3 separate regions of the Homo sapiens genome follow, and all the other regions are linked to region 1. The links are chromatin loops, found by intact Hi-C in ENCODE. Cell type or tissue: endothelial cell of umbilical vein. All regions are shown on one strand. Region 1 has its middle 6.8 kb from the start of WDR13. Region 2 holds the start of LOC124905272 (small nucleolar RNA U13). Region 3 holds the start of TBC1D25 (TBC1 domain family member 25).

What was found. Hi-C counts contacts between places; a loop is a spot of excess contacts. Peaks named below come from ENCODE experiments on the same cell type or tissue, not always from the same donor. Only the 100,000 strongest peaks of a DNase experiment are listed, where the experiment ranks them.
Region 2: a loop joins it to region 1, with 6 times the contacts of the local background. A loop is called at or near these places in 3 of 110 quality-filtered maps.
Region 3: a loop joins it to region 1, with 7 times the contacts of the local background. A loop is called at or near these places in 11 of 110 quality-filtered maps.

What each region holds. Positions count from the first base shown.
Region 1 is chrX:48,586,667-48,594,666 of GRCh38, forward strand. No RefSeq gene overlaps it. Among named protein-coding and RNA genes, the nearest start is that of WDR13, 6.8 kb to the right of the region's middle. In endothelial cell of umbilical vein, a CTCF peak has its summit at 4,994; a DNase peak (open chromatin) is centred at 4,875; H3K27ac peaks cover 3,371 bases.
Region 2 is chrX:48,080,185-48,088,184 of GRCh38, forward strand. It overlaps LOC124905272 (small nucleolar RNA U13), which reads left to right and starts at 1,583; the gene lies at 1,583-1,686. In endothelial cell of umbilical vein, a CTCF peak has its summit at 3,230 (motif pointing right); a DNase peak (open chromatin) is centred at 3,227; H3K27me3 peaks cover 140 bases.
Region 3 is chrX:48,535,963-48,543,962 of GRCh38, forward strand. It overlaps TBC1D25 (TBC1 domain family member 25), which reads left to right and starts at 3,752. Exons shown (of 6, transcript NM_002536.4): 1 at 3,752-3,958; 2 at 5,371-5,480. The coding sequence starts at 3,836. RefSeq lists enhancers at 3,406-3,906, 3,907-4,407 and a silencer at 3,693-3,912. In endothelial cell of umbilical vein, a CTCF peak has its summit at 3,889; DNase peaks (open chromatin) are centred at 3,539 and 4,189; H3K4me3 peaks cover 932 bases; H3K27ac peaks cover 841 bases.

The sequences.
Region 1 (8,000 bases):
TTATTGAAGACTGTCTTTCCTCCATTGTGTATTCATAGCACTTCTGTCAAAGATTAGTTGATACTAGCTGGGCGCGGTGGCTCCCCTCTGTAATCCCAGCACTTTGGGAGGCCAAGGCAGGCGGATCACGAGGTCAGGAGTTTGAGATCAGCCTGGCCAACATGGTGAAACCCTGTCTCTACTAAAAATACAAAAAAAAAAAAAAAATAGCCGGGCATGGTGACACATGCCTGTAATCCCAGCTACTTGGGAGGCCGAGGCAGGAGAATCGCTTGAACCCAGGAGGCAGAGGTTGCAGTGAGCCGAGATCGCACCTCTGCACTCCAGCTTGGGCAACAGAGCAAGACTCCGTCTTGGGTGGCGGGGGATAAGATTAGTTTATATTGTATGTGTGGGTTTATTTCTGGGCTCTCTTGGGTTTTGGGGGTTGGTTTTTGTTTTTTGTTTTTATCAGGCAGCCTCCCAAGCCAGAGTAGGCTCAGAGAGACTCCCTATTTTCTGGGCCCTTGATCCTGTTCCACTGGGTGTGTGTGTGTGTGTGTGTGTGTGCATGCGTGTGTGTGTGTTTAAAGAGGGTCTTGCTCTGTTGCCCAGGCTGGAGTCCAGTAACACAATCACAGCTCACTACAGTCTCGAACTCCTGGGCTCAAGCAGTCCTCCCACCTCAGCCTCCCCAGCAGCTAGGACTATGAGCACACACCACCATGCCCAGCTATTTTTTTTTTTTTTGAGACTGTTACACTCTTGTTGCCCAGGATGGAGTGCAATGGCGCGATCTCGGCTCACCACAACCTCTGCCTCCCAGGTTCAAGCAATCCTCCTGCCTCAGCCTCCCGAGTAGCTGGGATTACAGGCATGCACCACCACACCCGGCTAATTTTGTATTTTTAGTAAAGATGGGGGTGCTCCATATTGGTCAGGCTGGTCTCGAACTCCTGACCTCAGGTGATCTGCCCACCTCGGACTCCCAAAGTGCTGGGATTACAGGCGTGAGCCACCGCGCCCAGCTTATTTTATTTATTTTTAAATGTATAATTAAATTTTTATTGGATATAGTCACCCTATTGTCCTGTCAAAGACTAGATCTTATTCATTCTTTCTATTTTTTGTACCCATTAACCATCCCCACCTCCTCCCACCCCCACTACCATTTATCTGACTTTGGCATCAGGGTAATTCTGTTCTCATAAAATGAGTTTGGAAGTGTTCCCTCTTCTTCAATTTTTTTTTTCCTTTTTTGAGACGGAGTCTCACTCTGCCGCCTAGGCTGGAGTGGTTTGATCTCGGCTCTCACTGCAACCTCCACCTCCCACGACCAAGCAATTTTCTTGCCTAAGCCTCCTGAGTAGCTGAGATTACAGGCACCCACCACCATGCCCGGTTAATTTTTGTATTTTTAGTAGAGACGGGGTTTCACCATGTTGACCAGGCTGGTCTTCAACTCCTAACCTCAGGTGATCTGCCCACTTTGGCCCCCCAAAGTGCTGGGATTACAGGCGTGAGCCACCGTGCCCGTCCTGTTGGGAGATTTTTGATGAATGATTCAATCTCCTTACTTGTTATCAGTCTGTTCAGATTTTCTATTCCTGATTCGGTCTTGGTAGAGTGTATATTTCTAGGAATGTGTCCATTGTTTCTAGGTTATCCAATTTGTGTAACAACTGTTCATAGTAGTGTTTAGTAGGCTTATTATTATTATTTGAGATAGGGTCTCACTCTGTCGCCCAGGCTGGAGTGCAGTGGCACAATCACGGCTCACTGTAGCTTCAACCTCCCAGGCTTAAGTGATCCTTCCCGCCTCAGCCTCCTGGATAGCTGGGATTACAGACACACATCACCATGCCTGGCTAGGTTTTGTATTTTTAGTAGAGATGGAGTTTCGCCGTGTTGGCCAGGCTGGTCTCGAACTCCTGACCTCAAGTGATCTTCCCACCTCAGCCTCTCAAAGTGCTGGGATTACAGGCGTTAGCCACTGTGCCTGGCAGGTCCTTTGTTTTTCTGTCGTTTCACTTGTAATGTTTCTGATTTTATTTACTTTGTTCATCTTTTCAAAAAACCAACTCTTAGTGTCATTAATCTTTTATATTTTTTTCATCTATTTCATTTATTTTTGCCCTGATTTTGTTATTTCCATCTTTCTGCTAACTTTGGACTTCATTATTTTTCTAGTCCCTTGAGGTATAAAGTTAGGTTGTTTATTTGAGATCTTTATTTCTTTTTTCTTTTTTTTTTTTTTTTTTTTTTGGGACAGGGTCTTGCTCTGTCACCCAGGCTGGAGTGCAGTGGCAAGATCACAGCTCACTGCAACCTCCACCTCCTGAGCTCTAGGGATCCTCCCACCTCAGCCTCCCAAGTAGCTGAGACTACAGGCGCACACCACCATGCCCAGCTAATTCTTTTATTTTTTGTAGAGACAAGGGTCTCACTATGTTGCTAAGGCTGGTGTTGAATTCCTGGCCACAAGAGATCTTCCTGGCGGGGTGCAGTGGCTCATGCCTGTAATCCTAGCACTTTGGGAGGCCGAGGTGGGCAAATCACTTGAGGTCAGGAGTTTGAGACCAGCCTGGCCAGCATGGTGAAACCCCTCTCTACTAAAAATACAAAAAATTAGCCAGGCGTGGTGGCAGGCGCCTGTAATCCCAGCTGCTTGGGAGGCTGAGGCAGGAGAATCGCTTGAACCTGGCAGGCAGAGGTTGCAGTGAGCAGAGAGAGTGCCACTGCATTCCAGACAGAGTGAGACTCCGTCTCAAAAAAAAAAAAAAAAAAAACAGCTCTTCCTGTCTTGGCCTCCCAAAGTGCTGGAATTAACAGGCATGAGCCACCGTGCCCAGCCAGAAGTGTATTGTTTAATTTCCACATATTGGTGAGTGTTCTGATTTTCCTCCTTTTATTGATTTCTACTTTTATACCATTGTGGTCAGAAAGGCTCTTGATATGATTTCATTCTTCTTAAATTTGTTAAAACTTGATTTTGTGAAGTTTCATTATATCATGCATTGGTGGGGTCCACCTACAATAAGCTAAAACATTGCCGTGTAATGTAATGTTAGGGAGTGGGAAGCATTAAGGGAAATAAAGCAGGGTGGGGGTGGAGAGTGAGATGTGATGGTTTACACATGGCAGTCAGGGAAGGTGACTCTGAAAAGGTGCCTTTCAACAGAGACCCGATGTTCGAGGGAGAGCAGTCAAGGAGGATATCCAGTGGTCTAGTTCGTGGGAATGGTTCCTCCATAGCGCTCTGGCTCCGTTGCACGTCTCCACATGGGCCACGTAGGTAAGCTGATGTAAGTCTTGGCAGAACGCCCTGTAATCCTCGGAACACAGAGCACGGAAGGTCTGTGGGGAATTCTCACGAGGCCATTTACCATTCACCTCCTATCTACCAAGGAGCCTGTTGTGAGACAGTTTTCTCCCCACCTCCTGAGGTTCTGGTGGGGTTTGAGGCTTTCTACCCCTCACCTCTGGGCTATAGAACTGCTTAGCTGCAGCATGAAATTAGCTCCTCAGCAACAAGGTGTCCTGCCACCTGGTGTGTGGTCATCTCGCCCCTTTCATTTCGGTGTTGCCCGGCACAAGGGACATGAACCAGAATCTGTGGATGTTCTTGCTTTCGTGGTCCACGTAAGTAACATCTGAATGTAACTAGGGCTTGTTTCATTTCCAACCAAACCTGTCAGCCTTACCTTGCTTCGACATCTGGAAGAGAATTAAAGGCAGAGGGAAAAGCAAACAGGTGCAAAGGCCCTGAGGCAGGAGCTTGCTTGGTGTGTGGGGAACAGCAAGAAAGCCAGCGGGGCAGGAGCAGAGTGAGCCAGGGGCCAGTGGTGGGTGGTGAGGTCAGGGAGGGCCCGGAGGGCCTCGTGGGCCACGGAGAGGACTTTGGCTTTTTCTCTGAGAGAGATGAGAGCCACGGCAGGGCTCTGAGCAGAGGAGGGCCCTGGGCTGACTTGGGTTGCAACAGGATCATTCTGGCTGCCGTGAGGACAGATTGAGGAGAGGGGGCGAGGACGGCAGTGGTGAGGAGGCTGCTGCAGTCATCCAAACCAGTGATGGTGGTGGCGGCAGTGGACGCCGAGAGGAGAGCTCGGATTCTGGCATATTCTGAAGGTGGAACTCACAGGGTTTGCTGACAGATCAAGCAAAGCGAGGGCGGGATGACAAAGTACTTGTTAGGAATCCACACTAGATGAGCTCACAAAAAGTAACTTGACAGTTGGTGTTAGTGTTGTGGTTAAGAACAGGGATTCGGAGCCAAGTGGCCTACATATAAATCCAGTTCCATTGCTTACTGGCTGTGTGACCTTGGGCAGGTCACTTCCTCTCTTTGTTTTCATTTCCTCACCTGTGAGATGAGATGGCAATAGTATCTACTTCACAAGACTGCTGTTGTAAGGATTACACAAGGTTTTCTATTAATGTAAAGTGCTTCAGGCTGGGCACAGTGGCTCATACCTGTAATCCCAGCACTTTGGGAGGCCGAGGCGGGTGGATCACTTGAGGTCAGGAGTTCGAGACCAGCCTGGCTAACAAGGAGAAACCCCGTCTCTACTAAAAATACAAAAATTAGCTAGGCATGGTGGCGCATGCCTGTAATCCCAGCTACTCGGAAGGCCGAGGCAGGATAACTGCTTGAACTCGGGAGGCAGAGGTTGCAGTGAACCGAGATTGCGCCATTGCACTCCAGCCTGAATGACAGTGAGACTGTCTCAAAAAAATAACAAATTAAAATGAATAAATAAATAAATAAAGTGCTTCAAAGAGTGCCTGGCATAAATAAAGTGCTTGTTATTAGTGACATGACCATGGGATGAGAAGTGTCAGGGAAGTGAGTCATAGCAAAGAGCATTCCAGATACCAGGAACACTTTGTACAGTTTTCAAAGCATGTGACAGGAAGCCAGCGTGGCTGGAACATAACCTGATGGAGTAAGAGTGCCAAGAGGTGAGGTTGGAGAGGAAGCCTAGGAGGAGATCAGCCCCTCACGGTAGCTGGACGCCATTGCAGACCTTGGTGCATAGAGCAGTCCTGGAGGTCAGAAGAGACCAGGAACAGAACTAGATCTGGGACTTAGTGCTGGGGGTGCACAGAGCTAGGAGAAGGACGGGGCATTATTGTCAACAATGCTGGCTGGTTACCAGTGGTTGGTGGTTTCTGGTGTCCAGGATAAGAAACAGTCTAGTTCGAGCAGTAGGACAAATACCTAACGCATGCGGGGCTTAAAACCTAGATGATGCGTGGATAGGTGGAGCAAACCACCATGGCACATGTATACCTATGTAACAAACCTGCATGTTCTGCACAGGTATCCCAGAACTTAAAGTAAAAAACAAACAAACAAAAAAAAACAAAACAGTTCGACTTCCCACTGGAGTCCAAATACTAGTTCTAATATTGTCTACATCTGTGGCCATGGGCAGTAAACCCCTCTAGAGTTCACTTTCCCTATCTTCAAAATGGGGCTTAAATGTCATACCTACCTCCTTAGGTTTGTGACAGTACATATAAGATCAGTATAGTCAGCACTCAGTAATGCAGGCTATCACCACAACCAGGTGGGACCTATCCCAGGACAGCAAGGGTGGCTTGACATTTGAAAAGCATGAGATGTAGTTCAACATATTAGCAGGAAAGAAAGAGAATCAAGGGCTGTAATTGCCTGGGACTGTGATATCAGATGCAAGGGCTAAACACTCCCAGATCTGCAATCTAGCCCTGAATGCCTCACTGGGCAAGCTGAATTGAGATCTTAAGACCAGAGTGATCCTAGTCCTACCCCTGTGAAGTGATTTCCGCTGGCTCTGAATCCGTGGCCGACAGGCTTTAACGTCCGCCTTATCCTCACGCTCAGCAGTCCAAGGCTTTGTGCATTCTGGTTTCAGTTCAAATTTATTTTTCACACCTGCCCCCCAGCAACAATAACCAAACTACTATTTTTTTTTTTAAGAAGAGTCTCACTCTGTTGCCCAGGCTGGAGTGCAGTGGCGTGATCTCGGCTCACTTCAACCTTCACCTCCCAGGTTCAAGCGATTCTCCTGCCTCAGCCTCCTCAGTAGCTGGGATAACAGGCACCCACCACCATGCCCAGCTAATTTTTCTACTTTTAGTAGAGATGGGGTTTCACCATGTTGAGCAGGCTGGTCTCAAACTCCTGGCCTCAAGTGATCCACCCGCATGGCCTCCCAAAGTGTTGGGATTACAGGCATGAGTCGCCATGCCCGGCCAAACTACTATTTCATTTACAAGTTTACCAATTTCTTACATTATTATTTTCTTACTATTGATCTTGGCAGTTAGAATCGTAGCTCCAGGGACTGAAGAAGTATCTGTCAGAAGGCTGGCTTGCTAGTTCAGCACGCTGGGGACCGCACAGTGCTCCGTTTGAGGCTTTTTCCAAAGGCAGAAATTTTATTTCTGACTTAGGGCATAGAGAGTTGTCACCAACCCCCATTTGGGGGTTGTGAGAACTTTGGCTTCAGAGGCAAATGTTTTCCCATCAGGAAATGATGAAAGTTATGAACTCATATCCCAACCCCCACTCACCCCATTTAGGAAGAAACTTCAGGGATGAGATAAGTGAATGAGGATTCCGTGTCTCCACTCCAATTACACCTCAGCTCCATGGCTCCTCCCGTTTCTCTCTCTGGCCTTGATTCTCAGCACACCTGTACCCTGAACCACCTACACTTTCCCACCTACACTTTTACTTTGTCCTCTGAAGTTGGGGCCCAACTTGAGATTTTATTTCAGCCTGTGGTAGCAATGAAAAGCAGACACAGCCAATGTGGTCCACTGCGTTCCTTTGCATTTCTTGTTTTTTTTTTTTTGTTTGTTTGTTTGTTTTTTTTTTGAGACAGGGTCTCACTGCGTTGCCCAGGCTGGAGTGCAGTGGTGTGATCACGGTTCACTGCAGCCTCAACTTCGCAGGCTCCAGTGATCTCCCACCTCAGCCTCTTGAATAGCTGGGACTACAGGTGTACACCATCATGCCTGGTTATTTTTTTTTATTTTGTAAAGATAGAGTCTCACCATGCTGTCAGGCAGGTCTCAAACTTTGAAAACTAACCGAAAGCTTGTAACAAGCAGAGGAATGTTTAATCAAGAAAAACCAGCTGAGTGGCTCATGCCTGTAATCCAGCACTTCGGGAGGCCAAGGCAGGCAAATCACGTGAGGTCAGGAGTTCGAGACCAGCCTGGCCAATATGGTGAAACCCATCTCTACTAAAAACACAAAAATTAGCCTGGCATGGTAGTGCACGATTGTAGTCCCAGCTACTTGGGAGGCTAAGGCACGAGAATCGCTTGAGCTGGGAGGCAGAGGTGCCCATGTTGGCGAGGCTGGTCTCTAACTCCTGGCCTCAAGTGACCCACCCTCCTCAGCCTCCCAAAGTGGTGGGATTACAGGCGTGAGCCACAGTGCCCAGCCAACAAACCTTTCATCAGCTTGTTTTGTCTAGTATCTTATAGCCTTATAGGAAGAGGTTTTAAAAATAATTTTTATAAATTTAATATGTTAATATTGAAAAACAATAAAAGAATTCATTCCAATGGTGAAACAGAATTTCCCAGGTATCCCTGACTCGAATTCCTGACTCTTCTGTTATTTCATTCCATCATATTTCTTTGGAAGCAGAGTGGTGGGATGAAGGGGCAGGGCTCTGTTGAGAGAAGGTGGAAGTGAATGGGAAAGGTATTTATCACAACACTCTTTATGGTGAAAAAAGAACATGGAAATAAACCCAATGCCAGTCACAAATAGGGGACCAGTTCAGGGCTGGGTGCAGTGGCTCATGCCTGTAAATCTCAGCTCCTTGGGAGGCTGAGGTGGAAGGATGCCTCAAGGCCACGAGTTCGAGACCAGCCTGGGCAACATATCAAGATACCCCCATATCTCTCTCTTTTTAAAAAAAACAAAAAAAAAAAACAAAAAAAAAAAACAGGGTCTTACTCTAACATCCAAGCCAGAGTGCAGTGGCATGGCTCACTGCAGCCTTGACCTCCCA
Region 2 (8,000 bases), 510 kb before region 1:
CCAGTCAAAATAACTGTTTCCCAAAGTTACTCAGATTAGCTATTTTCTTCCTCATGCCCGTTAGCGTGGTTATGTTATTCATTTGTAATATACTTAGGTTCCTTTGTTTCTATTTATGTTCCATTTTGGGTCCCCCCAAGCCTAGTTTATTTTAATGTATTTATTTTTTCACCTACTTCCTCACTTTTCTATATCTATTTTTGCAATATGTGAAACACTACTATGCTTTTAAAAGAGGCAAAACTATACCAAAAGAATAAAAGTGTTCCTCCCTGCTCATCCCTACTTCCCATCCCCTCCTTTCCACCATGTTCCTACCCATCCCCTTTAGGTAAAAATCTCGTTCATTATTGTTTCATGCGCAAGCTCAGGATGAAAGTGTTGGGCCTTGGGAGGTGGATTCCCATGATTCCATGCTCCGGTTCCCTTCTGCAGTAAATGTATCCAAAGGCCTGACCGTGCTTCTTAGATTTCCTGGGTGTAATGTATTGAAGAGGGTGGGGGAATTCACCTGAGCGCATGGTTGTGGGATCACCCAGAAATTGAGGAGTTTCACTATTTTATTTAATTTAGGGTTTAAAAAGTTAAAGTGTGTTCCATATACCTGCAAGAAAACAGCCAGTTTATGGCAAAAACGGTGCTATCTTGAAGCAAATCCACCATCATGATCAACGTTTGACTCCTGCATACCGAAGTGTTCTGCAGCAAGGTTTTTAAACAGTTCCTGCAGTATAGATAACCTTAATAATAAGCTTATTTAACCTGCCCAGTTTTCTTTCTCTTTTCTTTTCTTTTTTTTCTTTTCTTTCCTTTCTCTCTCTCTTTCTCTCTTTCTCTCTCTTTCTTTCTTTCTTTCTCCTTCCTTCCTTCCTTCCTTCCTTCCTTCCTTCCTTCCTTCCTTCCTTCCTTCCTTTCTTTCTTTCTTTCTTTCTTTCTTTCTTTCTTTCTTTCTTTCTTTCTTTCTTTCTTTCTTTCTTTCTTTCTCTCTTTCTTTCTCTTCCAGAGTCTCGCTCTGTCACCCAGGCTGGAGTGCAGTGGTGCGATCCTGGCTCACTGCAACCTCTGCCTCTCGGGTTCAAGCAATTCTCCTGCCTCAGCCTCCAGAGTAGCTGGGATTACAGGTGCCTGCCACCCACACCTGGCTAATTTTTACATTTTTAGTAGAGACAGGGTTTCACCATGTTGGCCAGGCTGGTCTCAAACTCTTGACCTCAAGTGATTTGCTCGCCTCGGCCTCCCAGTGTTGGGATTACAGGTGTGAGCCACTGTGCCCGGCCTCCCCAGTTTTCCAGAGTTTTGGCAAGCAAGTCTAAGACCAGACTGGCTGGACGTGTCTTTACTCTAAAAGCATGCTATAGAAAGAATACTTTCTGATGGGCGGGTGCGGGGTTCCACCCTCTTAGAGCTCCCTGAGATGGCCTGCATTCCTAAGTCCCTATTAAATATTCCTTTCTGAGAACTGGGTTTGTCAGCCTTATTCTTCTGCCTTTCAGTTCCCTTGGCCTTTAGGGGTGGGTTTGCGTATACCAGCTACTGTGGAACATTTGCTGAGCCAGGCAGGAGCTGAAGAACTAAGAAATTGATCCTTTTGTAGTTCCTAAGCATGATGATTGGGTGTTCATGTGCTTATGTGAGATGTGCCTTTCTCAAACCTTGTTATGACATCAGCACATTATTCATCTGATATGAAAAAAAAAAAAAGAAATGGGTAAGGGGAATGAAGCATCTGTGCGTGAAACTCCAGGGTGGCCAGCAACATCTATGTGGGGTGGTGTGACACCTCTGTTAGATGCTTGTGGACCTCCGCATGAGTAATGGGACATCCCGAAAACTCAAAAGGAGTTATTAACTGAAAGCCATATAGTGCACTGCGATAGGGAAGGGTGGTGGATAACCTATCCAGTGGGCTGGCCACTTCTCTGGGCTGTTCATTTGGCATTGGAGGCCCAGCTAGCAGCAGAGATGAAAATTAAATGGCTAGGGAAGGAATTGCAACAAGAAAAAGACACGTGACTTTTGACTTTTCTCCTTGCATCCAACATAATGAAGAAAATTGACGACCAAGAGAACAAAAATTGAAACCTTAGCATGTAGATAGATTGGTCCGCCTAGGGGGAATGAAATGGAAATGACCAGAAATTAAAGCTGTCATAACTAAGCCCGATTGGGATGTGAAAATTTGGAAACCCTGGGAATGTTGTGGAGAGGAATATTTCGATGACATAGAAGTCATAGCTGAAGAGGGGAATGAAGATCTTTGGCAAGCTCGCCCCTCGTGCACAGGAAAGTGAAAGCTGAACAACTCCAGCAAAATTGGAGTTGGCTGATCCAGGAGAATCTCACAATCAGTGTATATCACTCTCACTATCACTATCTCACTGCTACAGAACTCCTAAAGATTGCAAAGACGTTTAAACAACCACCTAAGGAACCACTGACCTCTTAGATGGTCCAATTGTGGGACACAGGGTTTTTCTTTAGCTGGGAATCAAGCAGAGAAAAATGATTAATATCATCACCCACCTGGTCCTGCAGCAATACCTTCATAACCCAGGAAGAATAGCCTTATGGAATGGATTATTCTAGCTATGAGAGAGGCTTGGCCTAATGAGAAAGATTTACCAGGAGGGACAACCTGCTGGTGGTCAATCAAAGAGGCCCTGGGGCTTCTCTGGGAATTAGGAATGAGGCAAGCCATCTATACCTGGGTTTTCACAGGAACTGATATAGCAGTTTTTACTGCCAGGGTGAAAAATAAATTGCTACAGCATGCATGAAGAGAATGGCAGGGCCCTTTTCTGTCTTTGTTGAGGCCTGGAGTGGAACAAGATGTATATGATGTGGGACAAGGCATTGCAAATTTGGAAAAAACTGAGCAAACCAGGGACAGGGTAAGCTTGGGAACCTGACGAGGGTTAGCAAAAGGGAAAAAGAAAATCCCACAGAAAGAAGGAGGAAAAAAAGGGAAAGGGATAGATAAGAGGCACATGTAAGTAAATGTGGCATGATTTATTGGGAGCAGAAACACCCCAATAAAAAATAGACAAACAACCTAACGCTGTATTAGCAGTCACATAGAGGGAACTACCGCCTAAACAGCAATTTCGTTGCTTCCTTTCTGCCCCTCCTGCAGAAGAGGAAGACTAGACCCCTTCTTGTAATGCCCCAGCCTATCAGGGTGGATCCCATCCGGGCTCCGAAATTACTAGGGCCGAGGTTAATCCCATGTTTGAACAATAGAGGGCGACCAGAGGCCCCATATTGAGCTCATCACTTACTGGTCCTGAGAATTAAGACTATTGCCTTACTAGGGACAGAATGTACTTTAATCCATGGACACATTCAGAAAGACCCTTTGGTCAATGGTCTGCCATTGAGGGTTATGGGGGACAAATGATCCCGGTAAAAAGGACTTTAATACATCTCGGTTTGGGGAAAGTGTCCTCTGCCCCATATATGGTGCTTATTTCCTCTATTCCATAAAATATTTTAGGCATGGATATTCTGTTAGGAAAGACTGTAAACTTCAGTGGAAGAATTCAGATTAAAGGTGGGTATAGTACAGGTATTCTCAGGAGAGGTCAAAATGGAAACCCGTACAATTCTCTAGCCCCAGGTAGGTTGTCAACGTTAAACAATACAAATTGCCTGAGGGGCATACTGTAATAAGTGCAGCTATTGAGGAACTTAAAAGGTACATATTATCCGGCCAACTCAAAGCAAGATTATCAGTTCCATCTGGCCTGCATGCAAACCTGACCAGGCCTGGCTGATGACTGCGGGTTACCAGAAATTGAACAAGGTAACCCTGGCCATACAAGCTGCAGTTTCTTAAATTACTCAGGTAGTCAACCACATCGTGTCTGTCCTGGGTACACATCATGCTGTCTTAGGTTTGGCTAATACCTTTTTCTGCATTCTACTGTCCAAATAATCACAAAACCAATTGCTTTTACCTGGCAAGGTTTCCAGTGGACCTTTCAAGTGCTGCCCTAGGGCTATTTCACACTCCTACAATTCGTCACCCAATGATAGCTAGAGACTTGTCTTTGCTCTCACTCCTGACTTCTCTTTTTTAGTCTTCTTATATTTATAATATGGCGTTAACCTCTGAGATGTTCATGTGTATTATGAAAGTCTGAGGGCATTGTGCAATCATCTTCTGGAACAAGGGTGGGAAATCAACCCTTCAGAAGATCTAGGGCCCAGGGCCTGCAGTGAAGTTTTAGGGGTTACATGGTGGAGTAAGATTCCTTTTATATTGGGTACATTAATGGACAAAATCCAGTAATATCCAACTCTGAAAACAAAAGAGAAATCCAAACATCTGTGGGTCTTTTAGGATATTAGAGAGCATTTGTCCCACCCTTAGCCCAATGTTTGAGGCCACTATATGGACTTATTAGAGAAAGGAAACATTGAGACTGAGACACGTCACAGCAGGGAGCTTTGAACAGGCTAAAGTGCTAGTATAGCAGGTGCAAGCCTCAGGCACCCCTTTAGAGGGAGTAGAGATGACTTTGGATGTTACTGCTACTCCTGTGGGCAGGAGTTGGGCCTTATGGCAACCACGGTATGGTAAATCAATCCCTTTAAGATTTTGGTCACAATTACGGAAAGGAGCGAAGCCAGATACTGAAAGGAAATTTTCCCTGACCCCTTCACAGGCCTCATGACAGGGGTGCCTTGCTTACTCAGCCCACAGCTCTCAACCCCTTGTGGGATGGGAAGCATGCAGGTGAGCTCGTGTAAGAGCCAGGGAAAGTGCTTTAGGGTGCTGGCAGGAGCAAAACTCTGTGCGTGCCCCAAGGCAGCATCTAAGGAGGATAAAACTCCCGTGGGCCCCCAAAACCCCAGGGCATGCATTACAGTGAGCTCTTTTAGCTTTACTGCCCGAGGATGGCTTAAGTAAGTGTTTAACAGCTCAGTGAACCTTCTGCCTTTTCGTGAGGGCAAAGGGTCAGTGTGACAGCCTTTTTGTATTCCGAGCTCTTGTCCAGCATCCAGGAAAAATCAGATTGCACGAACGAATTGAAGGATAACAAATGCAGGGGATTTTATTGCCGATGGAAGTGGCTCTCAGCAGGAAAGGGAGCTGGAAAGAGGAAGGAGCAGGAGAGTATTCTTCCCCTGAAGTCTGGCCATCTTCAGCCAGACTGTTCTCCAAAGTTCTGCCATCAAGCCATCCCTCTGAAGTCAAACTGCACCTCTCCAATGTTCAGCTGCTTCTTTTCTTCTCCCCTTCTCTGCTCTCTGCCAGTGGAGCCTGGGGTTTTTATATGTACAGGATGGAGAGCATGGCGGGCCAGGGGTGGTTTTGGAAAAGGCAACATTCGATCAGGAAAACGGGGATGTGAAGTTCTCACTTTGGGCTGCGGTTCCAAGCTTGAAGGTGGGGCCCTCGTCAGGGACTCCACTTCTTCTGCCTAGAATTTATCTGCCTCCTGTCCCTATCAGTACTCTCCCATTGAACAAGTGCTAGCAGTGTATGCTTTACAGAAGGTGGAATAATTAGCAAAGACCCTTCCCATGACTGTGAGAACTGGTCTACCAATCAAGGGATGTATAGAAGGATTATTTAAATCACCCACCTCCGTTTAAATCCCAAACACCTATCTTGAATAAATGGCATGCCTGTTTGCAACAATGAAGTGTCCTGGTAACCAATCCCTTAAGCCGAGAATTGCATGCTGTGTTAGGCCTTGTTATATGTGAGCAACCAAAGGACATCCCTTTGCCCCTTCCTACCCCAGTGTGTGACTCGATAAGCAAAGGAGTGTTATGCATCCCTGATCATGCTTGGTATACAGATGGCTCCAGCAAGGGAAACCCCTGTACTTGGACCGCTGTTGCTATATGACCACAAACTGATACAATCTGGCTTGATATAAGTACCCATCACAGTAGACAGTGGGCTGAGTTGCAAGCTGCTTGGTTAATAATCACACATAAGCCCTGGCCCCTGGCTCTTTGTGCTGATAGCTGGGCTACATTCAAAGGCCTAATTATGTGGCTAGCCCAGTGGCAACAAGAAAAATGGGTGTTTATGCACAAACCCATATAAGGCATGAACATGTGGCAAGACACATAGAGAAGCTGCAACACCTTGCAGCTGATGAAATAGTTGGTATTTCATGTAGTGGTACACAATAGGACTCAGTTCCAGGAAGTATAGAAGCTGACACCCTAAGAACAATTAGAAGCATTGTGCTCTGTCCCAGGCCAATAAATAGAGACCTGTGTACATAACAAAAGTAGTAGTCATAGAAGTGCAAGAGTAGGCTTGGAGATAGCCAAGAAGGCAGGATTGCCCTTAAAATATACTGACCTCCCAATAGCTGTTAAAAATGTTGATATGGTTTGGCTCTGTGTCTGCACCCAAATCTCATGTTGAATTGTAATTCACACATGTCAGGGGAGGTGGCTGGATCATGGGGGCGGTTCCCCTATGCTGTTCTCATGATAGTGAGTGAGTTCTCATGAGATCTGATGGTTTAAAGGTGTTTGGCAGTTCCCTCCTTGCTCTCTTTCTCTCCTGCCACCATGTGAAGAAGGTCCTTGCTTCCCCTTTGCCTTCTGCCATGATTGTAAGTTTGCTGAGGCCTCCCCAGCCACATGGAGCTGTGAGTCAATTAAGCTTCTTTCCTTTACACGTTACGCAGTCTTAGGTAGTTCTTTATAGCAGTGTAGAAACGGACTAATACAAATGTATACCACATTCTTGATTCCATCCACACTATATACCATACCATGCAGGACACACTCATAGGGCTGTCTACCCTATAACAGATCAGCAAATGAATTATATAGGGCTTCTTTTTGTAAGTCAAGACAAAAAGTATGTATTGGCCTGTGTAGATACTGCTACTGAACTGCTGTAAGTTTGTCCTTGTAAGTGAGCTAATCAAGCCAGTACTATTAAAGGTTTAGAGGCTCTCAGTACTATGTATGGATATCTTTGACACATTGACAGTAACCAAAAGACCCATTTTGCTGGACATGATGTGCAGGACTGGGCCACGGAACACAACAGATCATGGCATTTTCATCTCCCATGTAACCTCCAAACAGCAGGGTTCACTAAAAAGAAAACTGGTCTTCTGAAAGCACAAATTCAGTTTCCTGGGGAGGCTGAGCATGGTGGCTCACACTTGTAATCCCAGCACTTTGGGAGGCTGAGGTGGGAGGATCGATTGAGGTCAGGAGTTCGAGACTAGCCTGGCCAACATGGCGAAACCCCATCTCTATTTAAAAAAAAAAAAATACAAAAATTAGCTGGCCGTGGTAGCACACACCTGTAATCCCAGCTACTCTGGAGGCTGAGGCAAGAGAATTATTTGAACCTGGGAGGCAGAGGTTGCAGTGAGCCAAGAGCATACCACTGCACTCCAGCCTGGGCAACAGAGCGAGACTCTGTCTCAAAAAAAAAAAAGTTTCCTAGGGAAACCTACAGTATTAATCCGTTCTCACATTGCTACAAAGAAATACCTGAGACTGGGTAACTGGAAAAGAGGATTAATTGGCTCACCGTTATACAGGCTATGCAGGAAGCACAGCAGCTTCTGCTTTGGGAGAGGCCTCTGAAAGCTTCTGATCATGGTGGAAGGCAAAGGGGGAACAAGCATCTCACATGGCAGGAGCAGGAGCAAAAGAGAGTCAGAGAGGAAGTGCTACACACTTTTAAACAACCTGATCTCACAAGAACTCACGCACTATTGTGAGGATAGTACGAAGGGGGTGGTGCTAAACCATTCATGAGTAATCCACCCCCTTGATCCAATCACCTCCCACCAGGCCCCACCTCCAACATTGGGGATTACAATTTGACATGAGATTTGGTGGAGATACAGATCCAAACCATATCACCTATCACCTACCTTGCTAGAGTGGATGAATGTGTGATCTGCAGGGCTTATGTATTTAACTTCAGCCAAAGCAGGATGCTTGCTCCATATGACTTGTTGGGACCACCGTACCCCAAGCCTACCACTATTTGCATA
Region 3 (8,000 bases), 51 kb before region 1:
CACAGAGAGGCCCCACCAGCAGAAGGCCCTCACCAGATGTGACTCCTTGACCATGGACTTCCCAGCCTCCAGAACTGTAAGAAATAAATTTCTTTTCTTTCTTTTTTTTTTTTGGTGGGGGGGGGGTGTTGTTGTTGTTGTTGTTTTTAGAGACAGGGTCTCACTCTGTCACCCAGACTAGAGTGTAGTGGCATGATCACAGCTCACTGCAGCCTCAAACTTCTGAGCATAAGCAATCCTCCTGCCTCAGCCTCCTAAGTAGCTAGTACTACAGGCATACTGCCATGCTCAGCTAATTTTTAAATTTTTTTGTAGAGACAGGGTCTTGCTATGTTGCTGAGGCTGTTTTGAACTGGCCTCAAAGCAATCCTCCCACCTCAGCCTCTCAAATTTCTTTATAAATTACCCAGTCTTGGGTATTTGATTATAGCAACAGAAAAATGGACTAAGATACTACCTCATAGGGTTTTTATGCAGATTATAAGAATTAATTTATGTAGACTGCCTAGCATATACTTTATATTTGTTGAATGGAAGAATGAATAAACAAAAAAGAAAGTTCTCCCCAGGACTATGGCAAGGACCTCCTTTTTGATCTCCTTGCTTCCAGTATCTTTCCATCCAAAGCTCTCCCCAGGACCAAGACAGAGGCATCTGACCACATCATACCCCTGTCTAAACCTTTGCCCCAGTGTCCTTAGGATCGATTCCAAACTCCAGGCTAATGGTTTGCACATCCCACCCTATGATAAATGAAAAGCAGGCTCTTACTCCTTGTTTCCATCAGAAAATCCAGCAGTGCTATAAGTGATTTTGACTCTAAACACATGGGGCAAGAGAGACATGCCAATAATCCTTTTCTGGCTTTCAGAGAAAATCCCCATTATTTATACCTTCTAAAAATAGAGATATCTATTTAATGTTAATACCAAGGCAACATGTTGTCTTAAAAGACACCAAAATAGAATTGCAGACTTACCTAAAAAGTTAACCTTGAGGGTTGCGTCCATATGACACGGACACAATAGTTGGAGTGCTAGTATCTTACAAGACTCCTTTGTTGGAAATAACATTTGTTTTTGTTTTTTGTTTACTTTTTTTTTTTGAGACGGAGTCTCGCTCTGTTGCCCAGGTTGGAGTGCAGGCTGGAGTGCAGTGGCGGCTCACTGCAAGCTCCGCCTCCCAGGTTCACACCATTCTCCTGCCTCAGCCTCCCGAGTAGCTGGGACTACAGGCGCCCGCCACCACGCCTGGCTAATTATTTTGTATTTTTGGTAGAGACGGGGTTTCACCGTGTTAGCCAGGATGGTCTCCATCTCCTGACCTCGTAATCCGCCCGCCTCGGCCTCCTAAAGTGCTGGGATTACAGGCGTGAGCCACTGTGCCCGGCCAGAAATAACATTTGTAAGTGCAGCCTGTATTTTGTCCAAACCGCACGGATGTTGTGCAATTAAGTGGGAAGACTGCCTTTTTGCATTTTGCCACATATAAAGTTTCTCAGAAGAGTCTAAGATATATTCAATAATTCAGCCAATATCTAGTAGACATACACCATTTAAGAACAGGACCAACCTTAACATGTTATGAAGATTAGGTAAGACAAAAGCAAAGTTTTGTGGGCTTTTTTTTTTTTTTAATCAGGTTCTCACTCTGTCACCCAGGCTGGAGTGTAGTGGCGTGATCACAACTCCATTGCAGCCTGGACCTCCCAGGCTCAAGTAATCCTCCCACCTCAGCCTCCCGAATAGCTAGGAGCACAGGTGCGCACCATCAGACCCAGCTAATTTTTTTTTTTTAATTTTGTAGGGACAGGGTCTTCCTATGTTGCCCAGGCTGGTCTCAAACTCCCCGGCTCAAGCGATCTTCCCACTTCGGCCTCCCAAAGTGCTGGGATTACAAGTGTGAGCCACTGTGCCTGACTCAGTTTATTTTTTAAAATTTTTCTTCATTTATTCTTGGCTTCTTCCATTCATTGTTTTGATCACTAACTATGTGCTCAGCACATTGCTGAGCCTTTTGCATGCTCTGCTGGGCATTCCCCATTTGCTCTTCCGGATCCATTATCCACCCTGCTCTGGGACCCCAAAAAGCTGATCTTTTATAGATGGTATCATTTGGGCCCCATTGATTGGTTCGTAGTTGAGCCTGGCCACTTCTCTTTCAACTGGTCCCTGGCAGTCAGTACCAACATTTTAGTCAGGTTTCAAAGAAATCTCTAGACCAAGCTGGACAGAGGGCTTTTCCAGTGATTCAGTGATTCCCCAAGATCTGAGAATGTGAAACTTGGAAAAGGGACACAAAGACCGGGGATCCTTTGAGCTGGTTCAATAATGGCAGAGCTTTAGAGATATGCTGCTGAGCTCCCTGGGTCTGTCTCGCTTTCTGCCTTCTGAAGGCTTGATTGTTAACTTCTTCCTGGGTTTCAATTAGAAGCATTAGTGTCCTTCCTGGAGTTGAATTACCTGGAAATTTGCCTCCTAGATGTGTAAACTTGGGAAAGTATGATCTCGTCAAGTTTCAGACAAAGGCAAACTAAAAAGCTAGAACTCCAGAGAGCATAATAGTGTTTTTTGGGGGCAAATTATTTAATGAAGTATAACATTCATACAGGAAGTACAAAAATCATCAGTGTACAAAATCTCCATGAATTTTCACAATGTGTAAACCATTTTCCTGTTTTATCTGACCTTACTAAGTCAGGGTATAAATTATTAATTTTTTTTGAAACAGGGCCTTGCTCTGTGGTGCAGGTTAGGGCAGTGGTGTGATCACCGCTCACTGCAGCCTTGACTTCCTGGGCTCAGCCATCCTGCCGCTTCAGCCTCCCGAGTAGCTGGGACTGCAGGTGTGCGCCACCACGTCCAGCTAATTGTTTAATTTTTTGTTAGAGACGGGGTCTCGCTGTGTTGCCCAGGCTGGTCTAGAACTCCTGGGCTCAAGCGATCAGCCCGCCTCGGCCTCCCAAAGTGCTGAGATTATAAGGCGTGAGCCACTGCACCCTGCTGAGTATATTTTTAAAAACACTTTACCCGAGGGCTGTGGCTCACACCTGTAATCCCAACACTTTGAGAGGCCGAGACGGGTGGATCACTTGAGGTCAGGAGTTCGAGACTAGCCTGGGCAACACAGCTAAACCCTGTTTATACAAGATATACAAAAATTGGCTGGGCGTGGTAGCACGCGCCTGTAGTCCCAGCTCTTGGGAGGCTGAGGCAGGAGGATCGCTTGATCATAGCTCACTTTGAGGCTACAGTGAGCTGTGATCGCGCCATTGCACTCCAACCTGGATGACAGAGCGAGACCCTGCCTAAAAAAATAAAAAAAAAAAGGATTTTTTTCTGTTCAGTGGATTCATTTGAAGCGAGGGCCACTGGTATTTGAAATAGATGACATCATCTGCCAGCAGAGGCGTGAGGCAACTTGAGGCGGGGTGTGGGCCTGACGTCATCACGCAGCCTCTTCCTTTCCCCGCCCCCTTCTCTTGGCGAACGAGGCGTCAGTTTAACACCTCCGTGAATCCGGAAGTATGCTGTCAAAACAACCAAACCACGGGGCTGGGGGAGGCGGGGCCTCAGTAGGCGTCTGCACGCTAGCTGAAATAGAGCAAAATGCCCGACTTTTGGGGGCGGGGCTCCTGGCAACAGCACTCTAGGCGCAGGCGCAGAGGCGACCTCCAGGCAGGGCCAGGTGGGAGGGACGGTGGGGGGTAGGGTCGCGCGGCGCCCTCTGCGCCTGCGCCCCGGCACGAGGTGGGGCGGCGGGCGTCAGTACAGTAGAGTGTGCGCCGGGGTGGGGGGCAACGGTCAGCCGTCACCCTGAGACGGGCGGCGGCGGGATGGCAACAGCCTCCGGGGCCTCGGACTTGTCTGGCTCCGGAGCGCCCCCGCCCGGTGTGGGAGCTCAGGCGGCGGCGGCCGCTGAGGAGGAGGAGCGAGAGGTGGTGCGGGTCCGAGTCAAGGTGAGGCTGGCGGTGAGTCGGCCCAGCCGCCGAGGCATCCCAGGGGAGGGGGAGGCGGTGGCTGTCATAGGATGGAGGGCGGGACCTGAGATTTCGGACATAACCTGAGCGGCGAAGCTTGAGGGCCAAGTGATGATGGCGAGGGGTAGGGAGGGCCTGAGAGCCTGAGAGCGTTAGCGACGTACCTTGGGGCGTGGGACTGAAAATAGAGGGACGAGGCGGGGGTCTATGGGATGAATGGGTGGAGCTTATAGACAAAGGGGAGGGGCTATGGGGCTGGAGGAGGGGCCGCAGTAGTTGAGGGTGGGGCTCTGAGGAATGAGAAGGTGCTGGCTCTGGAGTCAGTCAACCCATGTGTTGAGAGTGCACTTATGTGCAAGTTCCCACTTTGATGAGCTGACAGGCTCGTGGGTGGAGACAACTAAAGAAATGAGATGCTTCGGACACTAAAATAATGAAAAAGGTTATGAAATAGGGAGTCACGTTAGCCAAGGTTGTACAGGGAAATCCCCAGAGGAGGTATTGAAGGAGCAGAGACCCGAATAAAAGGAGTCAGCCATGTGCATATTAGAAGGGAAGAGTATTCTAGGCAGAAGGAATAGCAAGGGCAAAGACTAGAGGATGGGAATGAGCCTGGCATGTTCCCGTAGGTTCCTGATTGCTGGAGTGGAGAGAATGAGGGGAAGAGTGGTAGGAGGTGAATCAGAGCGCTAAGACAGAGACAGATCGCCAAGGGCCTTTGGTGTGTATGCTGAGGAAGAACGCTGTTGCCATAGTTCCAGTAAACAATGATGGTGGCTCCGACCAACCAGTGGCACTGGCAGTGATAAGAGGGTCCACACATCACTTCAGTGTAATAGAGCTCTAAGGTAGAAGTTTGACATTCAGAAAAAAGATGATGCCTGAGCTGGGCGTGAACCACGTGAAGAAAGTGGGAGGGATGTTCCAGACAGGGGATCAGCACAATCAATGGCCTGGAGTCAGGATGGTTTCAAGGTAACTTCTAACAGTTTGGTACTACTAGAGTGTAAAGTTCAAAAAACCTGGTGAGAGGCTGGCTGGGGCCCCATAGGCCCGCTTGCTGGGACTCTAGGGTTGCCATTGAAGAGATTGAAGCAGGGGAGTGTTGTAGGTAGATGTGTTAGATTGGTTACAGCACCATAGAGGACTGATTTAACAGGAGCCAGACTGGACACGGTGATTCTGGCAACCATAGTTGAAGGGATATAGAAGAAGGATTGGGGGCCTGAACTCTTGCAGTAGCCTCCTCCTCACTGGACCCTGTGGTCCAGAACACCTGCCTTGATCTGGCCCCTGGCACCTCTCTGACTTTGCCTTCTACCACTCTGCACCTCACTCTTCAGCATGGTGATGGGGCCCCTGGTGGCCTACCCCATGTCTTCTCTCCCCAGAAATGTGAGAGCTTCTTGCCGCCAGAGTTCCGCTCTTTTGCTGTAGATCCCCAGATCACCTCGCTCGACGTGTTGCAGCACATCCTCATCCGAGCCTTTGATTTGAGTGGGTGAGTGGGAAGATGCTGGGGACTGGCCAGTGGGCCACCGACCTCTACAGTGGCTATCTGGCCTTTGTTTGGTAGGGTTTTTGTTTATTTTACTACTACAAATAATCCCACAGTGAACAGCCACGTATGCATGTCTTGGAGCACAGTAGTCTACTTTTGTCTGTGGTTTTGCTTTCTGCAGTTTCAGTTACCCATGGTCAACCTCAGTCTGCAAATATTACATACAATAAGATATTTTGAGAGAGAGAGAGAGACCACATTCATATTACTTTTATTACAGTTTACAGACAGTCCCCAACTTACAATAACTGGACTTAGGATTTTTCAACTTTACAATGGTGCAAAAGCGATACGCATTTGGTAGAAACTGTACTGCAAGTGCCCAGCGATTCTGCTTTTCACTTTCAGTACAGTGTTCAATAAATTACATGAAATATTCAACACTGTTGTAAAACAGACTCTGTGTTAGATGATTTTCCCAACTGTAGGCTAATGTGAGCGTTCTGAGCACGTTTAAGGTAGGCTAGGCTAACCTGTGATGTTTGGTAGGATAAATGTGTTAAATGCATTTTCCTTTTTATTTCTTTTTTTTTTTTTTTTTGAGATGGAGTCTAACTGTCACCCAGGCTGCAGTGCAGTGACATCTCCCAGGTTCAAGTGATTCTCCTGTCACAGCCTCCCAAGTAGCTGGGACTACAGGCATGCACCACTATGCCCGGATAATTTTTTTTTTTTTTTTTTTTGAGACGGAGTTTTGCTCTTGTCCCCCGGGCTGCAGTGCAGTGGCGCAGTCTCAGCTCACTGCAACCTCCGCTTCCCGGGTTCAAGTGATTCTCCTGCCTCAGCCTCCCAAGTAGCTGGGATTACAGGCACGCACCACCACGCCTGCTAATTTTTGTATTTTTATTAGAGACAAGGTTTCACCATGTTGGTCAGGCTAGTCTCGAACACCTGACCTCAAGTTACCTGTCCACCTCGGCCTCCCAAAGTGCTAGGATTACAGGTGTAAGCCCCCGCACCCAGTCCCAGATAGTTTTTTGATCTTCTCTTTTTTTTTTTTTTGGAGACAGAGTCTCACTCTGTCACTTAGGTTGGAGTGCAGTGGTCCGATGTTGGCTCATTGCAGCCTTTGCCTCCCGGGTTCAAGTGATTCTCATGCCTCAGCCTCCAGAGTAGCTGGGATTACAGGTGTGCACCACCACACTCAGCTAATTTTCATGAGGTTGGTCAGGCTGGTCTCAAACTCCTGATCTCAAGTGATCCGCCCACCTCGGCCTCCCAAAGTGTTAGGATTACAGGCACGTGAGCCTCCGCACCCGGCCAATTTTTTGTATCTTTAGTAGAGACAGGGTTTCGCCATGTTGCCCAGGGCAGTCTCAAACTCCTGAGCTCAAGCAATCCGCCCGCCTCAGCCTCTCAAAGTGCTGGGATTACAGGTGAGCCACTGCGCCCAGCCAAATGCATTGTCAACTTACAGTATTTCCAACTTACGATGAGTTTATTGGTACATAACCCTGTCATAAGTCAAGAAGCATCTGTATTGTCATAATTGTTCTATTATTGTTAATCTCTTACTGTGCCTAATTTATCAATTAAACCTTATCATAGGTATGTATGTATATGAAAAAAAACATAGTATATATAGGGCTTGGTACTATCTGCAGTTTCAGGCATCCACTCGGGGGGGTCTTGGAATGTATCCCCTGTAGATAAAGAGGGACTACTGTATTTGGAAACATCTAGTCATAGGATAAATTCCTAGCAGTGGTATTGCCAGGTAAAAGGGTATTTGCTTTAAAAAAAATTTTTTTTTTGAGACAGTCTCATTCTGTCGTCCAGGCTGGAGTGCAGTGGTGTGATCTCGTCTCATTGCAACCTCCACCTCCTGAGTTCAAGCAATTCTCCTGCCTCGGCCTCCTGAGTAGCTGGTACTACAGGCGTGCGCCACCATGCCCGGCTAATTTTTGTATTTTTAGTAGAGATGGGGTTTCACCGTGTTGGCCAGGATCGTCTCGATCTCCTGACCTCGTGATCCACCCGCCTCAGCCTCCCAAAGTGCTGGGATTACAGGCATGAGCCACCGCACCTGGCCTGCTTTTTGAACTATTAATGGGTGTTTCCAAAATGCTCTCCAGACAGGTTTTATCAATTTATGATCTCAGCCGGGCGCTGTGGCTCATGCCTGTAATCCCAGCACTTTGGGAGGCTGAGGCAGGTGGATCACGAGGTCAGGAGATCAAGACCATCCTGGCTAACACGGTGAAACTCCGTCTCTACTAAAAATACAAAAAATTCTCCAGGCGTGGTGGTGGGCGCCTGTAGTCCCAGCTACTTGGGAGGCTGAGGCAGGAGAATGGCATGGGCCCGGGAGGCGGAGCTTGCAGCGAGCCGAGATCGCACCATTGCACTCCAGACTGGGCGACAGAGTGAGACTCCGTCTCAAAAAAAAAAAAAAACGAATTTATGATCTCATCAGCAGCACATAAATGCCTGTTTCCCTCACACCCTCGCAAACATTGG